Linked DNA regions of Homo sapiens: all the other regions are linked to region 2. A link is a loop called in an ENCODE intact Hi-C map of the cell type or tissue named here. Cell type or tissue: PC-3. All regions are shown on one strand.

Evidence for each region. Hi-C counts contacts between places; a loop is a spot of excess contacts. Peaks named below come from ENCODE experiments on the same cell type or tissue, not always from the same donor. Only the 100,000 strongest peaks of a DNase experiment are listed, where the experiment ranks them.
Region 1: it touches region 2 in a loop (8-fold over the local background); 6 of 110 quality-filtered maps call a loop at or near these places.
Region 3: it touches region 2 in a loop (7-fold over the local background); 10 of 110 quality-filtered maps call a loop at or near these places.

Annotation. Positions count from the first base shown.
Region 1 is chr14:36,768,361-36,776,360 of GRCh38, forward strand. The region is part of intron 3 of SLC25A21 (solute carrier family 25 member 21); the gene reads right to left. Among named protein-coding and RNA genes, the nearest start is that of PAX9, 110 kb to the left of the region's middle. In PC-3, CTCF peaks have their summits at 4,835 and 5,037; DNase peaks (open chromatin) are centred at 4,901 and 5,361.
Region 2 is chr14:37,114,251-37,122,250 of GRCh38, forward strand. All of the region lies in intron 1 of SLC25A21 (solute carrier family 25 member 21), which reads right to left. Among named protein-coding and RNA genes, the nearest start is that of SLC25A21-AS1, 54 kb to the right of the region's middle. In PC-3, a CTCF peak has its summit at 3,495; DNase peaks (open chromatin) are centred at 2,911 and 3,471; H3K4me3 peaks cover 945 bases; H3K27ac peaks cover 3,462 bases.
Region 3 is chr14:36,651,154-36,659,153 of GRCh38, forward strand. It overlaps LOC105370455 (a long non-coding RNA gene), which reads right to left and starts at 7,596. Exons shown (of 2, transcript XR_943758.3): 1 at 7,391-7,596; 2 at 2,639-4,305. It also overlaps a transcript of PAX9 not described here. RefSeq lists enhancers at 2,792-3,530, 4,937-5,006, 5,007-5,744. In PC-3, CTCF peaks have their summits at 4,920 (motif pointing right), 5,125 and 6,529; DNase peaks (open chromatin) are centred at 1,858, 4,908 and 5,208; H3K4me3 peaks cover 2,749 bases.

The sequences.
Region 1 (8,000 bases), 350 kb before region 2:
AACCAGAATTGGTAAGCTGACAATGACTTGAGTTTGATTACCAATTTTTTTAATTATTAAAATTTTTATTAAAATGATTTCAATGAAACTTTTTAATAGCACTGCATCTCTCTGTCATTCTCACCCCACCGTCGCCTCTTCTGACATACACAGGCTTTCTAATTGTGGCTGCAGCATCCCTACTATATATGTAATCCCTCAGGCTGGGGCAATAAGCCACAAATTGCTTTCAGCTGACTGAAAGTTGCTTTCAGACAGACCTGGATCCAAATCTCTTCAGGTTCTGTGACATTAGGCAGGTTACTTAACTGCACTAAATCTTACCTTCCATGTCTGCAAAGTAATACGGCAATGGAAGTCATATTATAAGGTTGTTTAGAAGAGAAAATGAGTTAATGCACGGACAAAGCTAGCACAAGACCTGGTTAAGTACCTGATAAAGGATAGCTACTGGCTGGGTGGCATGGCTCAAGCCTGTAATTTCAGCACTTTGGAAGGCTGAGGCAGAAGGACTGCTTGAGGCCAGGAGTTCAAGGTCAGCTTGAGCAACAAAGTGAGACCTCTGTCTCTACCAAAAAAAAAAAAAACAAAAACCTATATCTATCTATATCTATATCTATATCTGTATCTATATTTACTGTAACAATCACTTCAAGGTAATTAAAAACTCATGTGCTAGACTGTCTTTATACTGCCTTCACAAAGCAATGTGACATTGCCTGATGCAATGCCACCTGGTATTGCTGCAGCTGTGGATAAGGGACATAGGTGATGTGGCATTACTGAAGTGTCAAGGGATAACACACTCTATTTGGCAGTGTGATCACGGGGCTCCTCCTCAGATAATGCAATTCAAGTTTATTTGTCTTAGTTTTCTATCGTGGTGCTTTTGAATATTTCTATTCTATTTCCAACAATGACAATTTTATTTTCTCCCTCTGGGAATTGTCAGGGCAGGCATGTTCTTCCTCTCCCTTCAATATTCTCACGAATGGAAGAACTTGTTCTTGAAAGAGTTGTCAATAGCTCTTCAAGTATTGCTGTTTTAAAAACTATCAGTTTTGAAGGTGGTTCAGAATTTAGAAAATTTTAATGTAGCACCATTGGAAAATGATTTAAATTAAAAATACTAGTGATTACAAAACAAAGCTAAATTCCTAAAAATCCCTAAAAATCCCGAGGAGAATCTACTCTCTTCATATTATTTTTTCCATATTCTACAAATGCTTAACAAGGATGGCAATTTATCTTTGCGTGGTGCATGTTTACATTTTTCTCCTCCCAAGGGTGTATTAGGATTTTTAACTTTCCCTTTTTGCTTAAAATTCTTTTTAAAATATGTAGACTCATATTTTTCCTACAAAAATAGAATTCATGACAAGAAAACTGAAGATATCTCTCAGAATATGAAACCTCAAATGTCACTGAAATACTTAAATTCTAATGTCATTTCTATTTTTACATTTCTTTAATTAAGATTTCTTACTCTTACACCTCTTTGGGAACTACAATTACTTTCTACCATATTTAGTGTTGTATCCTCACAGGGCCTATCATGGATCCTTGTGTGAAGAAGGCACAGTCCACATTTCCCATCAAGTCAGAGACTTTGGTATCTTTGAGAGCGGCAGCCACATATCTGTAGTAAGCCATCTAGAATCCATCCTTCCCCAGTCAATGGGCTCTAGTCTAGACCAAGCTTGGAACATAAATAGCCTTGCTCGCACTATTCACAATAACAAAGACATGGAGTCAACCTAAGTGTCCATCAATGGTGGACTGGATAAAGAAAATGTGGTACATATACACCATGGAATACCGCACAGCCATAAAAAGAGCAAAATCATGTCCTTTGCAGCAACATGGATGCAGCTGGAGGTCATCATCCTAGGCAAATTAACACAGGAACAGAAAACCAACTACCACATGTTCTTACCTATAAGTGGGCGCTAAATATTTAGTACTCATGGACATAAAGATGGCAACAATAGACATTGGGGACTTCTAGAGGTGGGAGGGAAGGAGGGAGAGACAAGGGCTGAAAAACTGTTGGATAATATGCTCACTACCTGGGTGATGGGATCATGTGTACTACAAACCTCAGTATCACGCAATACATGTACAGTAACAAGCCTGTACATGTACCTCCTGAATCTAAAATAAAAGTTGAAATTATAAAAGAAAAATAAGAATCGTCCTGCTTGGTTTACATCTATTTCAGAAAGCATTACACTATATATACACAGCATTTGTTGTTGATTACTTGTGATTTCTGGTGATTTCTATAAAACGTTAGACATCAGGCTCTTGGTGAGGCATATAATCCCCTATTACAACTGTTTCTATGAGGAAATCAGACTTGACTTATGTCTTTCTTACTTAGGTTACCTTTACTGGGAGTGTAGGAAGATTTGGAGACTGCCTGGATTTCATTTTGCCATATATAATTATGTTATGTGTATAATCAGTCTTAAAAACTTGTTGGCCATATTCTATTACTCTTGTAGCCTTCTTGACTTTGTGCATATCTGTTTTATTTAGACGTTGTTTAACTTATACTCTGGTGTCCACCTTATGCTTACATGTAATACTAGTACACCTCTCCTCCTTATCAAGAAGTGTAAATACAAAGGCCCTTCTTGGGATCAGATCTAAGATGCTGCATTTTGACTCCACAGTACAGTAACTGATATGTCAACATTCCACTGTGATAAACAAGAGGTGAAGATGTAGGTTTTCAAGAATAATCTCTTGTTAGATCAACTTTTGTTATCTGACAGCCCATCTGGTCTTTGGCCTGGCTGAAATATTTAAATCTTTAATATGCTTTTAAAGAATTATTGCCTAATATTTCCTTTAATTTGTAAACCTCAGCATTCTTCAAGTACTGTATGAGTCTTACAAAAACAGAAACACTACAACTAAAAAAAAAGATACAAAATAAATCACTGATTTAATCGTATTTTTGCAATTGTCATTTTTGGATGATAGCCAAGAATAGATTTTTTTTTGGTGGCACTTATGAGTGCAAAGTACAACTCCTTCCATTGTTATCAGAACAAAGATCACTTACTTTGAATGGCTCAAGGTATGTAAACACAGCTGGTCCAATAGCTTGAGTGGCAATGAAATACAGTGCCACGGAAGAGATGGGTTCATGGGTGACGCAAGGACTCAGACGCTCTTGTGCAAAAAGCCCAGAGGCCACAGTTTGTCTACTCCTGACTATGAGGACAAACTTGAACTCTCTAGAGAAGAGTTTCTCTCTTGCTAAACCATATAGTTTTAGAACTATATATAGTTTATTAGATTTCCCAGACAAGCAAAATTTCAAAACATTTGGGGGACTTTTATATAAAGTTGCCAACTTTTAATCTTGCCAAGCAAGAAACATAAAAAAAAAAAAACTACTGTCTCCATCATTTTATTAAAAGGGCATTTTAACATAAAAATATTAATAAGGAATAGCCCTTTAAATTGAATACATCTGAGCTTTACAAAAAAACTCCATCTTCTCATTTTGCCCTGTACCGAAGAACATTTTGTACACAGACTCTGGTGTCTGGGCTCATTGGGCCTCATCTGTGTCTGATAATTGCTGATGACCAACGAACAGAGGTCTGAGCTCGCGAGCAGCATAAGGTGGGGCACACCATTTTCCTTGGGGCCAACGAACAGGAAAGTTTGCCAAACCCTAAGATTTCACATTCCTAGATTGTGCCACTTCACGGCCACAGCTGGGCCACAGAGCACTGCTTACAGGCCATATGGACTCTGTCAGGAGCAAGTTTTGCCCCAAAAGCCTACATAGGAAGTGAAAAGGGAGAGCTCTTGTAGCCTGGCACTCAGCAGCCATATTTCAAGTGTAGCAGAAGCAAAACAAGGGAAAATTTTAAATTTAAAATCTCATTCAGACCTTCCAAAACACGTTTGTAAATCCTTGATATTTGCAAGGGCTAAATCCTGAGACATAAAAAAATCTCCAAATCCGTGAACATGGAGATATTTGCACAGGCTTCTGGCTTTTTCCAAGAATGATTTCTTTTGAAACATATGCATTTCCAAAGTCTATCTCTTCCCACACCAAGTCAATGTTTTTGAAAGATTTATTCATGTTTTATCTTTCATAGGATGACTACTTTTCTTTTTCATAGAAATCAAGTTTTTAATCACCCTAAGAGTTAGTGCTTATGTGAAGAGCAGAGAACAAAAAAAATCTGATTGGAGAGGGATGTTGGGCGGCTGACTAGGCTAACACACTAGCTCCTCAATCACTCCCTAACACTAGCTTCAAAGTACATATGATTCGAATTTGAACCTCAGCAAAACTGCCAATTAACACATCACAAACCTTCATGGTCGATTGCAAATATTCAAAACCTAGAGTGTTAAATCTGTGAATACCAAGGCTCCCCTGCATAGTTCTCTGGCAGTTCAGTGTTACATAATTTGGGGTGAGAAACCCAGGTTGCTGTTGGGAATGGTAACAATCAATAACTACATCTTCCTTTGTTGCAATTCTAAGCACAGTAAAATAAAAGCATAATATGTTTTTAAAAATGAACATACCGATTGCCTATACAAATTGCCTCATTTTCACTATGAACTGGCTTGGTGATAAATGGAAATTATGAATTAAGAGATTGGGAGATTGCTGAACACCGTTCAGAAGAAAAAGATGGTGAAAGTTCTCTTTTTCTGCTGCAGTACTATGCTAAAGAAAAAATATCTCACATTTACCAGCATTCTTGAGGATTTCATGTTCTTTCAAAATAAACTTAAAATACTTTGCTTGGTTGCATGCACGATGACAGATTTCGAGAAGGAAAAAAAAAAAATCAGCTACCAGCCACTGGGTGGCTAAACAACCATGTAGAATGTTGTGTCTTCTCAGCTGTGAGTGATGAGTCAGACCCGTCAGACTCTGCTGTGATAAGGGCCTGCCATCTAGGGCATCTCACATTACCAAAGCCATATCAATTAACATTCATCTGGGAGGACCCCTAAAGGCTTATAACTGATAAGCCACAACTAGAATATGTGATGGAGAAAGACTCTGTGCTTGTCTCATCCTCAGATTTCTTTGGTCTCAGAGAGAATATGTTCAAAAGTTTAAAATGCAAAAACAACATGGATCTATTGAGTATTAATTTGAAATCTAGAACTGTATTTTGAATAAGGTATAAAAGAAGAAAAACAAATGATCCTTGTCTTAAAAGAGCCCAAAATCTTGTTGTGTTGACAAAAAGCAGCATACTAACAGCAAATATAATAGTAACATTTTCTGAATTACTATTTACTGACTCACCAGAGATCCACCAGTGCAGTTTTGCTTAATCCTCATGATAACCCTATGTGGAGAGTTCTCACGTTGTCAACAGGATAGAGATGAGAAGACAGAGGCTTAGAGAAGTTAAATAACTTACCCAGCCAGGTCTCTATGACTCCAAAGCACATGCTCTTGCCCATTACATCATCCATTATAGATACATACATCCATTCATAATGGTAGGGAAAAACGGAATTGCAACAAGATGATGGTTCAAAGGTATTCACGGATGCTTTTTGTAATGAATACACATGAGTTATGTTTCATGTCCATCTGATGGACATTTGTAGATGTCTTGAGTTAATATGTCTACTTCTGCTGAGCAGATGAGAGGAATTCCCAGATACCAGCTCCAATGCCACACTCCTTCCTCTATGGAGGGAACTTCTAGGAGTGCTTTCTTTGTGTTCCCCCAATAGCACGTCCCCTTTTACCATTTATTCAGTGATTTATGTAGTTGTTATAATTCTCTATTAGACTGCAAGCTCTTGTACAAAAAGGATTTGGTTGCTTTCTTAATATTTAGCAAGTGTTTTATATATAATAGAAACTCGACATTTGTAAATGCTAGTGGTCTAATCAATTACTCAGCAGGTATGGGGAGTAGTCAACTAACATGTGCTCTTGGTTTCTTTGATTATATTTTAAGTTTCTGCAAAGTGCTTCAGCTTATGTGTTAGCAGATATTCCATGTGACATTGCAGAAACTATTCAAAAAGTTTATTTCTCAGTACTTTTCCTGAGATTACTTCTGGGAAAGCCAGTATGAGGAAAAGAACTGATAGATCGTTAGGTAGATTTTGATAATATATTCTGGACTCCAAATTCTAAGATGAACAGAAGGCTTTATATCCATCTTATTAACACAGGTTGAGTTTATTTTAGAGACTTTTTTTTTTTAAGACAGGGTCTCTGTTGCCCAGGCTGGAGGGCAGTGGTGTGATCAAGGCTCACTGCAGCCTTAATCTCCTGGGCTCAAGGATCCTCCCCCTCAGCCTCCTGAGTAGCTGGGATGACAGGCATGTGCCACCACACCCAGCTAATTTGTTATTTTTTGTAGAGAACAAGGTCTTGCTATGTTGCTCAGGCTGTAGAGACTCTTTTTAAATGAAAAACAAAGAGGTAAAATAAGGACTCGGATTTCTTACCTTAGTAATATATATTGTGTTGTGTCAATTCTCTTGTCATTTTATTTACACAAACTGATACAAATTAAAGCAAAAAGCTAATGTTTCTATTTTAGAAATAACGACAATTTAAAATATTTTAATAAAAGTCTAAAAACTTTTGAATTAATTCCAGTGGTACTTATGTACAATATAATTTTAATCACTTTTATAGCATAATAAAATTAATAAGTATAATAACAGTAATTACACACTCATTCTTATCTTCATGAGATGGTATTCCCTTCACTCAATAGTTGCATATGGAGAATTCTGTAATTGCTTATTTCCAAAGAACTGTTTGAGTAGAACTTAGTCCCATAGGACTTATAAAAAGAAGTATGTTCGCTTTACTGAAAGGGTGAGTGCTTGCCACTCAGGAAATCAATATAGAAAAGGGGAAGAATAGAAACTCAGTCCTGTGTTTAAGCTTGGTTCCCAGAATATTTAGATAGATTCACTCTTATGAGCTACACACAATAAGAACTGTCTAAAGTAACCAGGGAAGTGAAGTTTGTACAGCCCTCCCGAAAAAAATCGTTTCCCAGCTAATTTATATAATATTACAAATTGACAAATAGTTAAGGGCTTCCCAAATCAAACACAGTCAACTGTGGTTATAGAAAACAAAAAAACACTGATTTGAGCATTGGGCTGCCTCTAGGAGGGCATCTGCTGAGCACGGGGTCTTTCATTGCTAAAGTCCCTGGCATAGACATCAAGAGCAAGACTTCGAATAATGGGTGGGTATAAAATCCAATCTCCCATTGAAAGGATAAGAGTCTTTTATAGTTCATAACCGAGCAACCAACAATTAACTATACTTGCCTGTCCCCAAATAGAGGGGCACTCACTCTACTTTCTCCCGTTGTTAAAGGCTGTGAGTGACCTTTGTGCCAGTTGCCTACATTTAATGAGGATTTAAGTTCTTCCACTTTGCACTCATCAATACTAGCCATCCTATTTAACAGGTGCCCTACCCCCACCCAAATACCCTGGCCTAATACTTCCTTGACTCCTTAATTTCAAAATTCTTTACCACTACCTCATTTTTGCAACCTGTTCCCAAGGCCTGGACATTGGATCACCTGGAATTGAGATACCTGGAGACACTAAGGGTTACCACCTCATTTTTCTATCCTTGCCCTACCACTTTCACTGCTTTGGTTCAATAATACCTGCTTTTCAACCTCATCCACACTTTCTCATTTAATCTCTCCCACTAATTCCAGTCTATTGGAACTTCTCTTGGAAGAGGGGAATTCCTCTTTTTGTACTCTTGGTACATTGTTTTTTTTTCACAACCACACTCAATCCATCAATTCTTGAAACTTTGAAACTTCCCACCAACTGCTTTCTTTTTTCTTTTTCTTTCTTTCTTTCTTTTTTTTTTTTTTTTGAGATGGAGTCTCGCTTTGTGGCCCAGGCTGGAGTGCAGTGGCTCGATCTCGGCTCACTGCAAGCTCCGCCTCCCGGGTTCACGCCATTCTCCTGCCTCAGCCTCC
Region 2 (8,000 bases):
CAAAAGTAGGATGACTATTTCTGGCAAAATGTTCAAACCACATTAAGCCCTAATTTGAAATGATGTTTGAAAGAAAGCAATGCAACTAGGACCAATTTATTTGTACAGCAACTAAAAACTGAACTTACTAGACATATTTAAGAGATGGAAGCAATTAAATGTGTTTGTTTTCTAAATAGACCAAGTATATTAGAAACTTTGAAGGCAAGAAAAATCCCACTTTACTAGACTCAATCATTTGTTGCTGCGCAATACTTAAATCATTTTCTTTAGTAGTCCTCTGAGGTTGTTCTAGTAAAACACGCTATTTTTAAGAGGGAATAAACAATCTGTTTAATTTCACATTATCAATATATCATAGAATTTCTTTCTAGTTAGCAGCATGTAGAAGTATGAAATCGCTGTGAGAAAGTGTGAGACAACCTTTTTTTTGCTGGTATGTGTGATCCTTACAGAAAACCAATTCCTGTTGTTTACACATTCAAATGTTTGTCAGACTCTTCTGCAAACCAGTGGTGCAGAGAGTCATTTTTATGGCGGGGGGGGAATTGGTGGTTTTCATTGGTGGTTTTCATTCTTGTTTTTCAAAAAGATGAATTTCGATGTTTTCTCCTTGTATTCAAATCAAGTTTCTATGGTAGTCTGAAAAAATTCAGGTAAAATTATGTCATCTGAATCCTCTTATGTACATACCTAGACACAGATTTAGCATTTCAGCTAAAGATAACAATTGTTCTGGCTCCAAGGAGACTGAAATAGTGACATTTGTACCCAAAATAATATCTGGCTCCAAATGTGGGATGGCCAGATAACAGAATATCATCAAGTCTTTGGCTAATATATGTACCATGACCACTCAATCAAAGAGAGTTTCTTTGAGACCAAGTGTCCTAGACGTTCTGGCATCTTTTGCCCGGGGATATATCCTACAAGCCTGGCTAAGAAAGGTGGCTCTTTACACACCATAATGAAGACCAGGCCCAGGAGGGCAGCACCGCCAAGGTCCCACTGAAGTTTGCCAAGAATTGATGCTACGGAGTATTGAAAACAGGACAGGGCCCTGTCAGTTCTCCTGCTCTGCATCACTAGTTTGCAGAAGAGTCTGACAAATATCTGAATGAATAAACAACAACAGGAATTTGTTTTCTGTGAGGATCACACATACCAGCAAAAATACATGAGGACGGCCCCTGCATGGAAGACACAGGAAAGACTGAGAGGAAAAAAGAGAAAACTCTAATTTTTTAATCTCATTCCAGCATAACTCCAAAGAACTCAAGGGCTCTCCTCAGGGTTTATTTACTTTATGCAAAAACACTAACAATTCAATATTGCTAACAGTGGTGGTTCCTCCTAGAAATCCATCTAGGGCTAGGAGATGTATTTGACTTTGATATGTGCCTATTCAAGCTGCTGAGAAAAGAATTAAGGAAATGTTCCTTAAAGAGAGGAGCAGCCTGAAACATATTCACAAGGCTAAAATACTGGTGAGACAACTAAAGCATGACCAAAACATCAACTTCAATGAATTGCTTCATTTCAAACTAGTATAAGATTTCATATATAGCAAGTGTAAAATATTTTAATTGAGCTAAAAACCAATGAATGTTTCAGATCCCATAACTGTAATATTCAGCACTTTGGCTAAAGTATTTAAAGATTAAACGTTTCTTCTACTTAAAAACTACATTAAGAATGAAAATACAAATAATACATTAAATAAAAATACATTTTAAAGAAATTCACATTATATTTATCTATGTAAAACTGAACTTGTCCCAGGGAACAATCCTGCTTTAACAGAAAGGATAAGAAAACTCAAAGAGTTTTGAAGTATTGGCTTTAAAAAAAAACAACTAAAACTTACTAAGCAAGAATAGTCATAAAATTTAAATCACTCAGCAAGCACTAAGCGAATACATGTTATATGTAAGACACTGTAAACTTCAATTTTCATAACACACAGCACATGTACAATACCCTCTCTCAAGATGAGCTTGGTACCACATATACAGACCTATGTCCCACTCCGGGTAGATAATCTTTCACTGGCCTCTTCTCAGTTGGAATTTACAATTTACTACCTTACAATGCATATACATTCACTTTGTGTGCATCTTACAACACTTAAGATACAATGGTACTACAAGGCATATTTGACTTTCTCTAACTTCAGCATTACATTTGAAGTCCTTGGACATGTTATTGAAAGCCCTTACTAGGCAGACCTTTCCAAACTAACCAGAACATATCCTTTTAATAAAAAATAATAGCTATGTTCTCATTTTCAAAGTTTGTGATTAAAACCTACAGTGAAAGAATCCAGCTGAGAAAAAATTTCCTTTTGGTTCAAAAAAAAATAATGTCATTAAATTTATCGGAACAATATGAAATGAAGATGTTGTTGTTGGGTCCTTCACTTATAATAGAAACCAAATATGCTTGCTGGCTTAGTTAAATCCACAAATTATTTGTCACATAACATTTCAACAACAATTTTGAACATATAAAAGTTAAGGTACCAAAGAAAATCCCACTGTCAATGATAATCAAACTAAACAACTACACATCTTTTTGTATGTGATTTAATTGCCCAGATTTCAAAGAAAGCCACATAATCTTATGAGTTAAAATATTTCTTTTTCTTATTTTAAGCATGGCAGGACAGCTTTTCAAAACATAACTTGTAGTATTGGGTGCCATTCCAACTACCAATTCAGATCCTTTGACATGGCGGCTCAGTTTGCTAATCTTGGCTTATACTTTTAAAAACAACTTACTACAACTTTACGTGGTAGCATTCTGTTTTTCTTATAGTTTATAGCTGAAAAATGTACTCTTTAATTACTCTTGATATTGACAAAGGGCACTGTGACTCATTTTATTTTTCAACATAGAGCTAAAAGGTACATGAATCATCCTTTTGAAATTTGGAATGCAGGCAAAACAGTGGCTGTGAATGGAGTCTAAGTAAATAATTCCTCTCATCATCTAAACTTTTTTTCAGGGCATCAGCACTAGAAAAAGTCATTTTCTTAGCAGTAGCTTATTGCCCTAAAAAAGAAATGGTGAAAAATTTATTCCCAGAGCACAGTTTATTTACCATAAGATGTGGCTCAGTAAAGTGTTTTGTATGTTGGAAATGTAAAGTTAATTCTTCCTGTCAAAGCCTTAGGAAAACAGGCACATCGTAAACATACTTTTGCATTTTAGAGCTGGCTCTCTTTATTTTAGAAGAGAGTTTTTTCTATACATCCCTTAAGTCGGCATTCTTAGATGTGTAGAAATGAGAATAAGTAATTTAATAGTATCCTGGTATGACAGATCTAATATAACATATACTAGAGTACGTTTTTCACTCTCCACATGGGAATACAAAGAGGGAGAGGGGGGAAGTGTAGAAAATAAAATCCCAAGAGATGAAACTGATACCTCTCTATGAAGAACTTTTAAGCTCCTTCAAATAGTGGGGTTAAGTCACTGCCAAGGCTCAATACTGCCATCTCCTTCCTAAATGCAGAAATACATAAGCAATCTGAGGATAAAAATACAGGATCACAAAGCAAAAAGTAGTTACTGGATACATAAAATTCACCAAACATAGTTTTTTTTTGTTTGTTTTTTTTTTTTGTCATTTTGGTAGGAAGTCCAATCACTAAAGATAGTTTAAAAACTTTATTAAATTAACAAATATTTTAAGACTACAAAATGATTCTTTTTTGTATGGATTCCCCTCCTCCCAAAAAGCTTAATTTATAGTTTAAATGATAATAGCCCTCCCCAGAAACTAAACCACCTTTGCAAAACTAATGAAAGGCCACCAAGTTAGGAGGATGGTAGGAACCCGAATTATACTAACGTACAGATGTAATGGATTACCAGCCATTATTCCAGAGGTCACAATATTTGCAGCTTCTCCAACCACTCCTGCAGATAACACCACTATTGTTAGAACCTAAGAATGGACTTTTGAGATGTCTTTTCAGGTTTTTGCATTTCTGACAACTGATGGCTCCACCCAGATCCACCAACAAGTCCTGTGGCCCCACCTAGAAGCAGACTCAGCAAACAGGAAGACCATTTTCCACAGCTCTGTGATTGTACCCCCAAACAATCAGCAGCTCCCATTCCCCAGCCACCTGCCTCCTCCCAACTATTTTTGAAAAACTCTAGCCTCCAAATTTTTAGGGAGGCTGATTTGAGTAATAATAAAACTCCGCTCTCCTGTTTAACTGGTTCTGAATATGTAAAGCTCTTTCTCTATTGCAGTTCCCCTGCCTTGATAAATTGGCTTTATCTGGGCAGTGGGTAAGAAGAACCCATTGAGTGGTTACACTATTATTGATAATAGTCCAACTTATTTTTCTTATTTTAAAAGATATTTAAGGATTGAGACAACTACTAAGGAAGTACATAAAACCAACCTTAAATTTAAGCAGAGTAATTCCCTGGACTATCTTTTCTTTAGGGTTTTTATACTTATTCCTTGACTCCCATGGTTTCCTTACCTAGTAATTGATTCCTGAAAATCCACCATTACAATAATTTTTTTTTAATTTAAAGGTTTTTTCAGAGGCATTTGAACCAGAGTGACTCCATCTTGAACACAGGCTGGGTAAAATAAGTCTGACACCTACTGGGCTGCATTCCCAGGAGGTTAGGCATTCTAAGTCACAGGATGAGATACAAGCTTAGCACAAGATACAAGTCACAAAGATCCTGCCGATAAAACAGCATGCAGTTAAGAAGCTGGCCAAATCCAACCAAAACCAAGATGGTGATGGAAGTGACCTCCAGTAATCCTCACTGCTCATTATACACTAATTATAATGCATTGGCTTGCTAAAGGACACTCCCACTGGCGCCATGACAGTTTACAAATGCCATGGCAACATCCAGAAGTTACCCTAGATGGTCGAAAAAGGAGAAGAAGCCTCAGTTCCAGGAACTGCCTGCCCCTTTCACAGAAAACTCATAAATCCACCCCTTGCTTAGCATAGAATCAAGAAATAACTAGGCCAGGCACAGTGGCTCATGCCTGTAATCCCAGCACTTTGGGAAGCTGAGGCAGGTGGATCACTTGAGGTCAGGCATTCGAGACCAGCCTGGCCAACATGGTGAAGCCTCATCCCTACTAAAAATACAAAAATTATCCAGGCGTGGTGGTGTGGTGGCATGGGCCTATAATCCCAGCTACTCAGGAGGCTGAGGCAGGAGAATTGCTTGAACCTGGGAGATGGAGGTTGCAGTAAGCCAAGATAGTGCCACTATACTCCAGCCTAGGCGACAGAGTGAGACACCATAAAAAAAAAGAAAAAAGAAAAAAGAAAAGAAAAGAACTATAAGCATAATCAGTTGAGCAGCCCACGCCGCTGCTCTGCCTATGGAGTAGCCACTATTTATTCCTTTACTTCCTAATAAACTTGCTTTCACTTTATTCTATATTCTATGGATTTGCCCCAAATTCTTTCTTGTGTGAGGTCCAAGAACCGTCTCTTGGGGTCTGGATGGGAACCCCTTTCTGGTAACCATTTCAGCTCTATTAAAATGAAAATAGCTCACAGAGAGGTAAATATGTAATACAGCATCAACTACAAAGATCTTACTGTACACTGTTCTCAGGTAGGGTGGCAGCAAGTTCCTACCTAAAGATAAAGGTGAAAATGATATGATATGATATCTGCCACAATGATACGAGTGGCAGAAGGAGATTCAATGTTCAGACTTTAGAAATAGAAAATAAGATGGAAACATTTCTGTGAATCTATCAAAAGAAGAACATACTTTACATAAATCATAAGAATTATATTAAAATTTCACCACAGAAATAAAATAATCATAATATTTTTATACCTTCTAAATTTAATAATTCAAAACGTCAAGACAGCTTTTTCTTTAAGTAAACTATGGAATGAAATCAGGCTCAGGAGAAGATTTTCCCTTCCTTTAAAAACTGCCAATCTTTATACAAAAGTCACTGGAGCAAATTATCTCCTCACCCACCACCTCCAAGTTTTTAATCAACATGTGTTTTAAACATTTTGGCTTTAGACCTTTTCATAAAAAGCATATATTGTACATGTGTGTAATGTCATTTGAAAGAATACGTCTTACAAAGTTACTATTAATGTGTTGCAAAAAGTAAATATGACATGTTTTTAAATGACCAAAGGGGACTTACTTCATGTTCATCAATACTGCCTTCAGTCCTCCAATAAATCAGTGGTGACTTTAAGTCCTTTCTGCCTTTTATCCAGAGTTAGAAAGAAAGAACACCAAAACAGCTGCCAAACTCCACAATGCAGAGGATGGGAGAGACTACCCATGAAGCATAAGGAGCACCAGATCTGACTGCTTTGCCTTGGGCCCTTGAACCAAAAGACACTGCGCACTACAAGCTGTGGGCCATTCCTAAGCTTAGTTACCGGGCATGTCAGCTCAACTGTGGGGAAAAAGGTGGTGAAATAAAAACATCCAGAGCTGGGGTGTTTTCTCTTGTGCCCTCTTCTTGGTGGTGTTACCATTGGAAAGCTGAGCAATGAGAGAAAAGTATCCAGAAGTTTCTCCATATATAAATCAGTAAAAAGACACATTCTGCTCCTTGAAGAGAGAGAATGTCCTAATTGGTATAAGTACTGCCAGCCACATCCTTCCACTCTTTCCTCTTATAAGGGGAAAATTGAGAGAGCTGTTGTGGATGCTATAAACGTGAGACCACTTGCTAATTGAGGACAACCTGAAGCTAATAAATGGGCTGAGTAAACATTTCTTCGCAAAAAGTATTATGACCAAGGTCTTTTAACCTTAAGTGACCTGAAGAAATGTCCCAAAGGGCAAACTGAAAGTGATCATGTACCCTTTAAAAGTGACTTTCAAACTTTTTCAGAACTTGCGCCAGGCAAAAAGCTTAACAACCACACTTGCTCCTAGACACAGCTCATGAAAATTATTGAAAAGATTAGTCCAGAATTTTCATGCTACCTTATTAGAATGGTTACATCCAGTTATTTGGTCCTTTCTTTTGGCCGATTACATGACAGGGCACGATTTTTCCCCTGAGATAAATTGTGTGAACATGAGTTCAATTAATTTAATACTCCTAATCTCACTGACCTATTGAGTGGAAACAAAATGACATGTCAGTGCGGATAGGGGAGGGAAATGTAAAGAGTGAGGGAGGTACAAAACAAGTTAACATGTGGATACCAGCATATAATTTGTTTTTGTTTTTTATTTTGTTTTAAGTGCAGATTCTGGCCAGGAACGATGGCTCACAACAGTAGTCCCAACACTTTGGGAGGCTGAGGTGGGCAGATCACTTGAGGCCAAGAGTTTGAAACCAGCCTGGCCAACACGGTGAAATCTCATCTCTACTAAAAATACAAAAATTAGCTGGGTGTGGTGGTGGGTGCCTGTAATCCCAGCTACTTGGGAGGCTGAGGCAGGAAAAATTGCTTTATTCTGGGAGGTGGAGGTTGCAGTGAGCCAAGATCGCGCCACTGCACTCCAGCCTGAGCGACGGAACGAGACTCCATCTCAAAAAGAACCAAAAAAAAACAAAGCAAAAAGTGTTGTTTCTATTAAATGCCATGAGTGGGGAATTCACGCCGGAGAAACTCATCCCATCTCATCTTATGCTCCAATCCTTTCTTTCAAGAACCATCTCGTGAGAGTCCTTCATCAAGTGTCCCCTAATGCCCAGAGACAGCAATAAACCCATCTCCCCTGATGATAGTCTCTCTCTATCCTTTTATCAGTTTTATATAACATTTTTATTTCTTGAGGTACTCAACCACCTTATCTCCAGAACCTTTAATATGCTAACATACATTGCTAATCTTTAACAGGAGGATATAGTGTACCTTTTTTCCCAAACTTATTTAACTAGAAACTTTTTTCTAAAGTGTACCTTGCAGGACTAATGTCCTACCAAACACACTTTGGAAAATATGCTTTAGGTTAAGAAGAACTCTTTAACGTTTTTCAGTGCATCTGTTTAA
Region 3 (8,000 bases), 460 kb before region 2:
TCTCCCCTTTTCATCTTCCTTCTCAAAATACTGTTCTTCACCCAAGAACCAGCTATTCAGACTCTCTATCTTGATTTTCACTGTTGTCACAGTAATATATAATGATCCCCATTCTGCTCTACCTAAGTATTATATTTACCAGAAAGTTGTGGTTATCAAAGAAGCATCCATTTGGATTCACCTTTCTGAACTACCCCTCTTATACTATATTCTGGGGAAGGCATGGAAATGACCTGAGTTGATTTCTAAAGTGTTTTTCATGTCAAAAAATCATAAGGGACAGTACATCATGCACACACTTCCTTTTCTTATATTCTGTTTTGTTCAAAGACATTAGAAAATGTTCACGAGACACCATGTCCTCCTTCAAATACTTTCCTGAGTTATCTGGTTAATTGAGGCTTAGCTGTATAATGAGAAGCATGTCTTCAGGAGGGCTTTAAAATATATGTTTGGGATTTTTTTTGGACAGCTGGGTGATAGAGTTGTGAAATCCCAAATTATGCCTTGAGTTCTGGTGACACGTCCAGGCTGCCTAGCTTTGCCTTCATCATTTTTATTGACACAAAAAATGTTCCTATAGAGGAAAAAAAGTGCAGCTTTTATGTAGTGATATCCAAGTGTATGTTATTCATTCCTTTTACAAAACTCAATGTATATTTTGCCCTAAGGGTATATATTTCTCCATGAGACTAATTGCTCTAATAGAAATAATGATGTCTCCTATGTACCTAATACCTTTATCCCCCAAAACCCTCATGTGCCTTAGCAGTTACATGATGAAACACACAGATCATGTGCATGTTGTGGCCAGAAGCCATGGCTCAACTTACACACAACTCTACCAGGTTAACCCTCTGTTTTCTGTGTGTGTGTGTATATGTGTGTGTATATATATATACGCTTTGATGTAAGAGAAACAGAAAGTCTTAAGTAATTTTGTTTCACAGCCAAAATATTATAGATAAGTCTGGTTGTAAAAGAAAACTCATACTTTTAGCTACTTTAAAATTGAAAGAAGAGGTAGGGAAGACTTTTTCTGGAAGTTATAATCCTTATATGAGCTATGTCTGAATTTTCAGAATACAATTTAAATAACACATCTTTCTACTGACTGTATTTTTTCCTCTTGGGAAAACTGGATGGATAAATGTTAAATTCTAAAATAAAAATTGGGGAAGGGTTGAAGAAAATATACCTACTTACATCAATTACCATTGAAGAACTTCATTTTGTATCAGAGTTGGAGAAATGTATAGCACTGATCTAGAATGCTACAGCTGGATTTAGAGAGTTTTAGGTACCTGGAAAATCTTCGAGGTATTTACGGTGTCTCTCTCTTGTTTTGAATTGCTTTTGGTTACCTATAAGTTAATTTGCTTTCTTTAAGTTTTAAATCCATTTGCCAATGCATGCAGTATAGTACTTTCATCTAGCAAGAAAGTGCTAAAATCTACTGGCATGAAACATTCAAACTGCAAATGGAAAATCTGCCCAGTCAGGTGGTGCTCCAGCATTTCCCCTTTAAAACACAGCAGCAGCAGTGCCTGGTTGCTGGAACTGGTTGTTGGCTTTGCTGGGGAGGCTTGTAAATGTACCATGCATTATACAGCCTGGGAAGCAGGGTGATTTGGACAGACTAAAAGAATTTTGACTTTTCTATGTTCTGACTTTCAGGGATTTAATTTTTAGCCTTAAACTGGCATTATGAAGGTTTTTTACATGGAGTAATGGGATCATTATTTCTTTTCCTAGTGAAAGGGGTGTCTCCAAGAATGGAAACATGTGGCAGGGCAGAACTCAATCCCAGAGGAATTGAATATGAATCACTCAGGCAATAAAAACTGCTAAGGGAATCTGTGTTGTCAGCTTGCCAGAACATCAGATTCACACCTCTGGTCCTGCAGGAAGGTGATATGGGGCTTTTCAAAGGTCCCCTGTGGCCATGACCTTGGTTTTCTATCCTTCTAAGGAGTGGCTCACTGGTCAGCCAATGTATTGGGCTGGCATTTTGATCCTGCAGGAAATAGAACTAGCCTTCTTCCCCAATCCTCTATATCCACCCTAGGAGTCTGACAAGAATGGTAGCCTCAGTGGTATGGCTGCATCATGCATAGGACACTGGTCCAGCATTTCTGGTGCTAATCTCTGGTTTTGCAATCCTTCCTCTCCCCCCTGCAGCCATTAAATTTACAGTCTGAATATGGCATAGAAACAGAACCCAAACTGTAGCACTTTAATGCGTAAGAACTGCAGTAAACAGAACTGTAGGAATTGGAACAATACACGAAGGATTAGTATTGTCTAAAAACCCTTCTTTATTTTTCTAAATTTTCTGCTCAAGAGATTTCTTTGTCCTTTTTGTCTACTATGCCCTTCCTTGCTAATTAGTCTGATTTTTATTAAATGTCCTGCCAGTAATATGATTTTTATTAAATGCACTACCAAAATGGATTACGCAATGACATTATGAACTTAAACATCTTTAAGATTTAAAAATGTGTAGGTAGCTTCACTGAATAAACAACACTTTACAAATTATTTTTTACCTCTGTGCAAAGGACAGTGCATCTGTTGAAGAAAACCAGCAACACTTGCTTGATTCCCGCCCCCACCAAAAAAAATGGGCTAATTCATATTAATTTAAAAACATTTTATTGATGAAAAATGTGAATCATATGCAAGCAGCCTTTTCCCCCCCTCTCTCGTTAGAAAAAAACACAACAGTTTGTACCTGCTGGCAAAATTGGTTTACTCTGCAAAGATGGTACTGTGTTTTACCCCTCCTGGCTTATTAAAGAGTTAAACACTTTTGAAATTATATTTATTTCATTTTTACATTTCTCTTCCTTAGCCTCTGTGTGTCCATTGAAAACATTGTTGGGTCCTTTAACAATTTTCCTAGAACTGCCTTCCAATCGTGTCCATGGAGAGGTGGTTATACTCTGTTCTCCCAGTGGCTCAGACACGCAGCTTGTCTAGAAAGCCACAGCCGCTGTGGAGGAGGTAAGAGGTCAGCTCTTTCGTTGGTCCTGGTGAGGGTAAAATTTTTAGGCAGGAGGAGCACTGACTGGCAAAGGGAAGAGGAAAGGGTTCGCCCTGGACCCCACAAATCCGCCTCTTGGAGCAAACAGCCTGCAGGTAGAGGGGCCTATTAGAGCCTGCCCAGTTCCCGGGAGGGCCAACCCCAGCCAGTAAGAAGACCTGAGGCGTAGGATCCCTGCGCAGGAGGTTGCAGGAATGCCCCCGCTAGCCGCAAGGTTCCTGCTGGCCTGTAGAGCTTTCGTGATCCCCGCCAAGATGCGAACAGTAAGGTCCTCGTATGGATCGCAGTTTTTGTCCGAAACCTGAAAACACTAACTTGGGATTTCGCAGTTCTGGCCCTCGGGCCCGCCTCGGAGGCGCACCCCCAATCCCCACGGAACGAATTCCGCGGCTAAAATGCATTTTCCCAAGGCAGTAAAAGTGACCCCTGCACCTAACAACCTTTGGGCTTTCTCTTCTCCTGACTACCACCTCTCGCAGGGTGCGCTGAAATCTCTTTATCGTTATCGTTTTTTATAAATGAAATGATTTATTTATTCGCTGTTTGCAGGGAATGAAAGGAGTTGATCCTGACTCCAAGATGCATTCCAAAGAAAGAAAACGCAACTGTAGCCCGGACTCCGCGGAGGAAGGCCAACTGACTCCACTACGTGCACTTCCGAGCCACTTGGGCCCAGCTAGCTGTGTTAATTATGGGTTCTAATTTTATTGCAACTCGGCACCTCCTGGTTTGTTCCCACTATAGTGGTCTTAAAAAGAAACACACACAGGCATACCCCAGAATGAATCCCCGGGAAGGCAAAGGTAGATTTTTTCGGTGCTTGAGTTGATGCTCTGAGAGCGCGCTGAGAGTCTCGGGCATGTCTTGGCACTCTTGGAAACAAATTGCAGCCAAGAGCACGGTTCTTCCGGTCCTCTCCTTGCTCCTCTGTGCGCCGCTCGGCCGCGGGACTCCTGGAACATGTTGTGCACCGCCCGAGTGGCTGCGGACCTCACCTCGACGCCCTGGATAGCCGGGGCCAGGAGGAGACGAGCAGGCAGTCTCCCGCCCTCACCTAGTCAGCTGCGACCTCCGCGGCGTGGACTCTTGGCCAGCAGTGAGGAGGACAAGGTTGCAGATCCTCTTTGCTGCGGGTTCTGGGTCCGGCCTTGGGCGGCATTCTGTCTTCTAAAGTGTGGAGGTGGGTAGAAGAGTGTCCACTTTCAGTGTAGACACCTGAGGTATGGGGGCTTCTTTGGGGGCTCCAGCGTGAGCTGCTCCTGCAGATTAGGGAAATGGAGAGAACAACAATGGGGACATGGTGGAATTCAGATTTCCCCCTGTTAATTAACAATATGATTTCGCTTAGTCCAAGTGTCTTCTGTGTTCTTATTTAATGTCTCTTGTAAAATGGGAACTAGAATAATACCTCCTTGGTATGGTTGTTGTGTTTGACGTGAGCCCTCAACAAATGGTAGGATGAACTGGAGAAGAATGGGTCCATCACTCCCCACACCCTTCCCTGCAGAGCTTCTTTGCTGTCTCCAGCTCTCCCGCCCTGACGCAAGGACAGCTCACAACCAGTGTCCTTGAGTAGCCCCTGGGGGCCGCAAGAGAATCCGCCCGGTAGGGCATAGAAGATGGGTTTTCGGTGAATCGTGAAAAGACATGATCGGGTTTCCCTTGGAGCATGGTGGAGAATGATGCGGAGCCTTGGGGTCAATGGAGAGTTGAGGGTGCAGAGGGATCTGAAAGGGGGAACCAAAAATATCGGGCTTTGAAATTCTGTGGATTTTCAAAGGCGGTTCCCAACCTTGTCAAAAACTACAGTGGGTGCGCGATCTAATCTGGCTCCTATAGGTGGCGCTGTGACAAGGTGCGGTGGCCGGGAGAGGCGGCTGGGGGACTCGAAGACTGCGGGAAATTTTCTGCGACTCCGACGCTAACCCGCTGCTCCCAGCCTCCGCTTCCTGTTTTCGAGGGATTAGCTAGGACTGTGCAACACCAGTCTCCGCTCTCGGAGTCGGCACGGGGGCTGGTGGGTGGCGGGATGAACTCGGGGAAGGCGACAGGCTGGAAACGCAGCTCCTCGACTTTGCAGCGCACCAACCCCCTATCGCCCCGTCCGCTGCTCAGGTGCGAGGATTCGCCAGACGCCACAGGACTGGGGGCGACTCGCAAGGGCATCATGCCACCTAGAGGAAACGCGCAGTGAGTGAGCCCTGGGTCACTGAAAATGGGAGAACGTTCGAGTCGGTCAAGATGACTCCGGCCTGCGAGTTGATTCAGACTCCTCGGAAGCCAGAAATTGGGTCTAGAGTGGGTTGGTCCCTCCGTCAGCAGTTCGGGCCCAGCCGAAGCTTGGGGCCTAGAGGGCAGACGTCCGGCTCTGATCAGAGTACAGCGGGCTGGGCCTGGCAGCCTGCAGGCAACCTGGACCTTGCAATAAAGCTGCATTCAACATAACTCAGACCACAGTGGGAGCCCCCGAAGGGCTTCATGTGAGTCCCGAAACCAGAGTTTAGAGGCGCGGCCTGGTTCTCGTTTATCTTTTCCAGACAGCATTTAGGCCAATAAGGTCTTTGAAAGGAGGCAGCCCCAAAGCCCTCAGGCCGACACCTGAGGGCAGGGTCTCAAACAGCTGTGCTTGAAGAACCGGCAATCTTGCTTTTCCCACACGCAGCTGCACCTCTCCTGAGCGCTGCAGCTGATGGCTGTATAGTGACCACGGACTGCGTCCTCCTCACGAAGCTGCGCAACTTCTGCTAATGCTGCAACCCTGGCAAGACGAAATCCCCCTCCCTCTGGCTAGATCAGCCCAGCCTCCCCTCAGGGACCTTCCTGCCCCTCCCTACCCCTCCCTACCCCTAGGCCGCTCCCCCCTTCCTCTGTTGGGATCCGATCCTTGTTCGCTCTTGCAATCCCGCAGCCCGGAGTTTTGCCCCGTGCATTAAAACATGTTCTCTTTCATTTGCAGATTTAATAAACAAACGTAACCATATCACATGGAGCTCCACACTGTCCTTCTGAAAGCAATTCCGCTGTTGAAAACTGAAAAATGGGTGTAATTTGCTTTCAGAAAGTAATGTTAGGGTCACGGCAATTTCTCGGGCCGTTATTTATTTTTACTTTAAAGTCTTTAGGAAAGATTTGCTTATATGCTCGGAAAACTTCCAAATGCGCGAATACCAGCAATCCCGCTCGCCTTCAACGCGTGGGGTAAGGGGGGGTGGGGAACAATTACTGAGTGACGCTAATATGGGGAAACTGAAAAGAAATGTCGATTGTTTTTATTGTAATAGAAGGAGTGAGCAAACAGAAAAACCAACCCCGGGTGATCGGAAACAGGCAGGCGGAGAATTAAAAGCGGGTTTCAGACAGCAACAGGCCCCTCCCCTGCTCTCGCAAGGAGAAAGCGGGCGACGAGCGCTCGCAGCCCGTGGGGCTGATCCCACCTCCCGCAGGGCTCCGGTCGTGTCGCTGTCGGACCGCAGAACGCCGGGACGCATTTCCGAGCTCGGGCCCGACCCAACCCGCTGCCATTCTAGCTACCTAGTGGAGCCGCGGAGAGACTCTTGAACCGTGAGGCTCCTTGATGAGAAGGTGGAGAGGCTGCCGGGCTATTCTCCGAGCATCTTCCGGCCGAGCTCTGCTCCTCTCCGTGCGCTTGCGGCTTCTCCTTGGGCTAGCGCGTCCGCAGTCCCTCCAAGTCCAGGCCGCAGGTCAGTGTGCGGGCGCCTCCTGTCCTCCTCTCCCACCAGAGGACCCCTGAGGGCTGTCTCCATCCCCAATCCCCGCGACTGCTCCTTTTAGCCGCCATCCCCTCCCGCAGCGCAGATCCTGCAGGGGCCAGCGGTCCAGGGCGGACCCTCCCTCGCCCTGGGCGCGGGGCGAGCTTCTGGCTGTCACTTGCCGCTGCAGTTTCAGGGAAACTCAGCTGGCCGCTTACCCTGCAAGACGGGGACATAGCAGAGGGCCGAGTTCTGGAGAAGCTGGGCTTGTTTTTCTCTCTGCACCGCGCGCAATGCCCCAACTGACCCTGAAGGGTCTTGCCTTTACTGCATTTGCCCCCAGACGGCTAGAAGTCAATGCACTATGAAAATCCCAGTCCCGGACCTCGGACTCTGGCTGTCTTACAATCCCTGCAACTCCTCCGAGTGGACAAGAGGCGGGCACCGTCGCCTGGGCCTCGCTTGGGGGGGGGGGGTCCTGTCCCCAGCAGGGGGCAAGTTGGAGGAATCAGCTCCTTAATATTTTCTGCTAGCTCTGCTTGTCATAACTGCAACTCGGAATAGAACAACCTCTCTCCCGTGCATACGCACCCCCAACTCTCGCCCTATCCTCCCATCCACAGTCATCACTGACCTGTAGACCCGGAGGAGCAGGCTTCCGGGGGTCGGTCCAGGTTGGGGATACAGGGAGGGGTCCTCGCGTTCCGCACAACCTGTAGTGCTTGGGTCTGACTTCGGCAGCCCTCGGGTACAGTCTGCCGGGCTAGATTCCCGTTGCTTCTCCGCGTCTCTCCGCGGGCCGCTCTAGCGCCGGGAAGGGGGCGCCGCAGGTGACTGCCCGCGGCACTGGGACGGCTGACAGATTTATGGAGACTTCACAGCATCTGGCTGGGGTCCGCGAGGGCAGGGCGGAGTCCGGTCGATCCGATGCTGGGGTCTAAAGCTTCCCCAGCCACACGCCTGGGCCGAGTCGCCCCCAGAGTCCCCGGCCCCTGCTCCCCTTGGGCGGGTGTACACAAGGATCCGGCCAGCGCCGAGTGTACTGGTTCCTCCCACCCAGTGTAGCCCCCTCCTTCACACTCTCGGCCCGGCTTCCAGTCTCCCACTGAGTAAATATTTATCCAGAGAGCGAGTCGCCCCTCGGAGGAGGCCTCGACGCGGCTAGGGAAAGGCTTTTTGGCTTCTCCCTGGCCTGAGCCAGCTGCAGGCCTTACTGGTGTTTTGGTTTTGGTCTTAAATTTCTC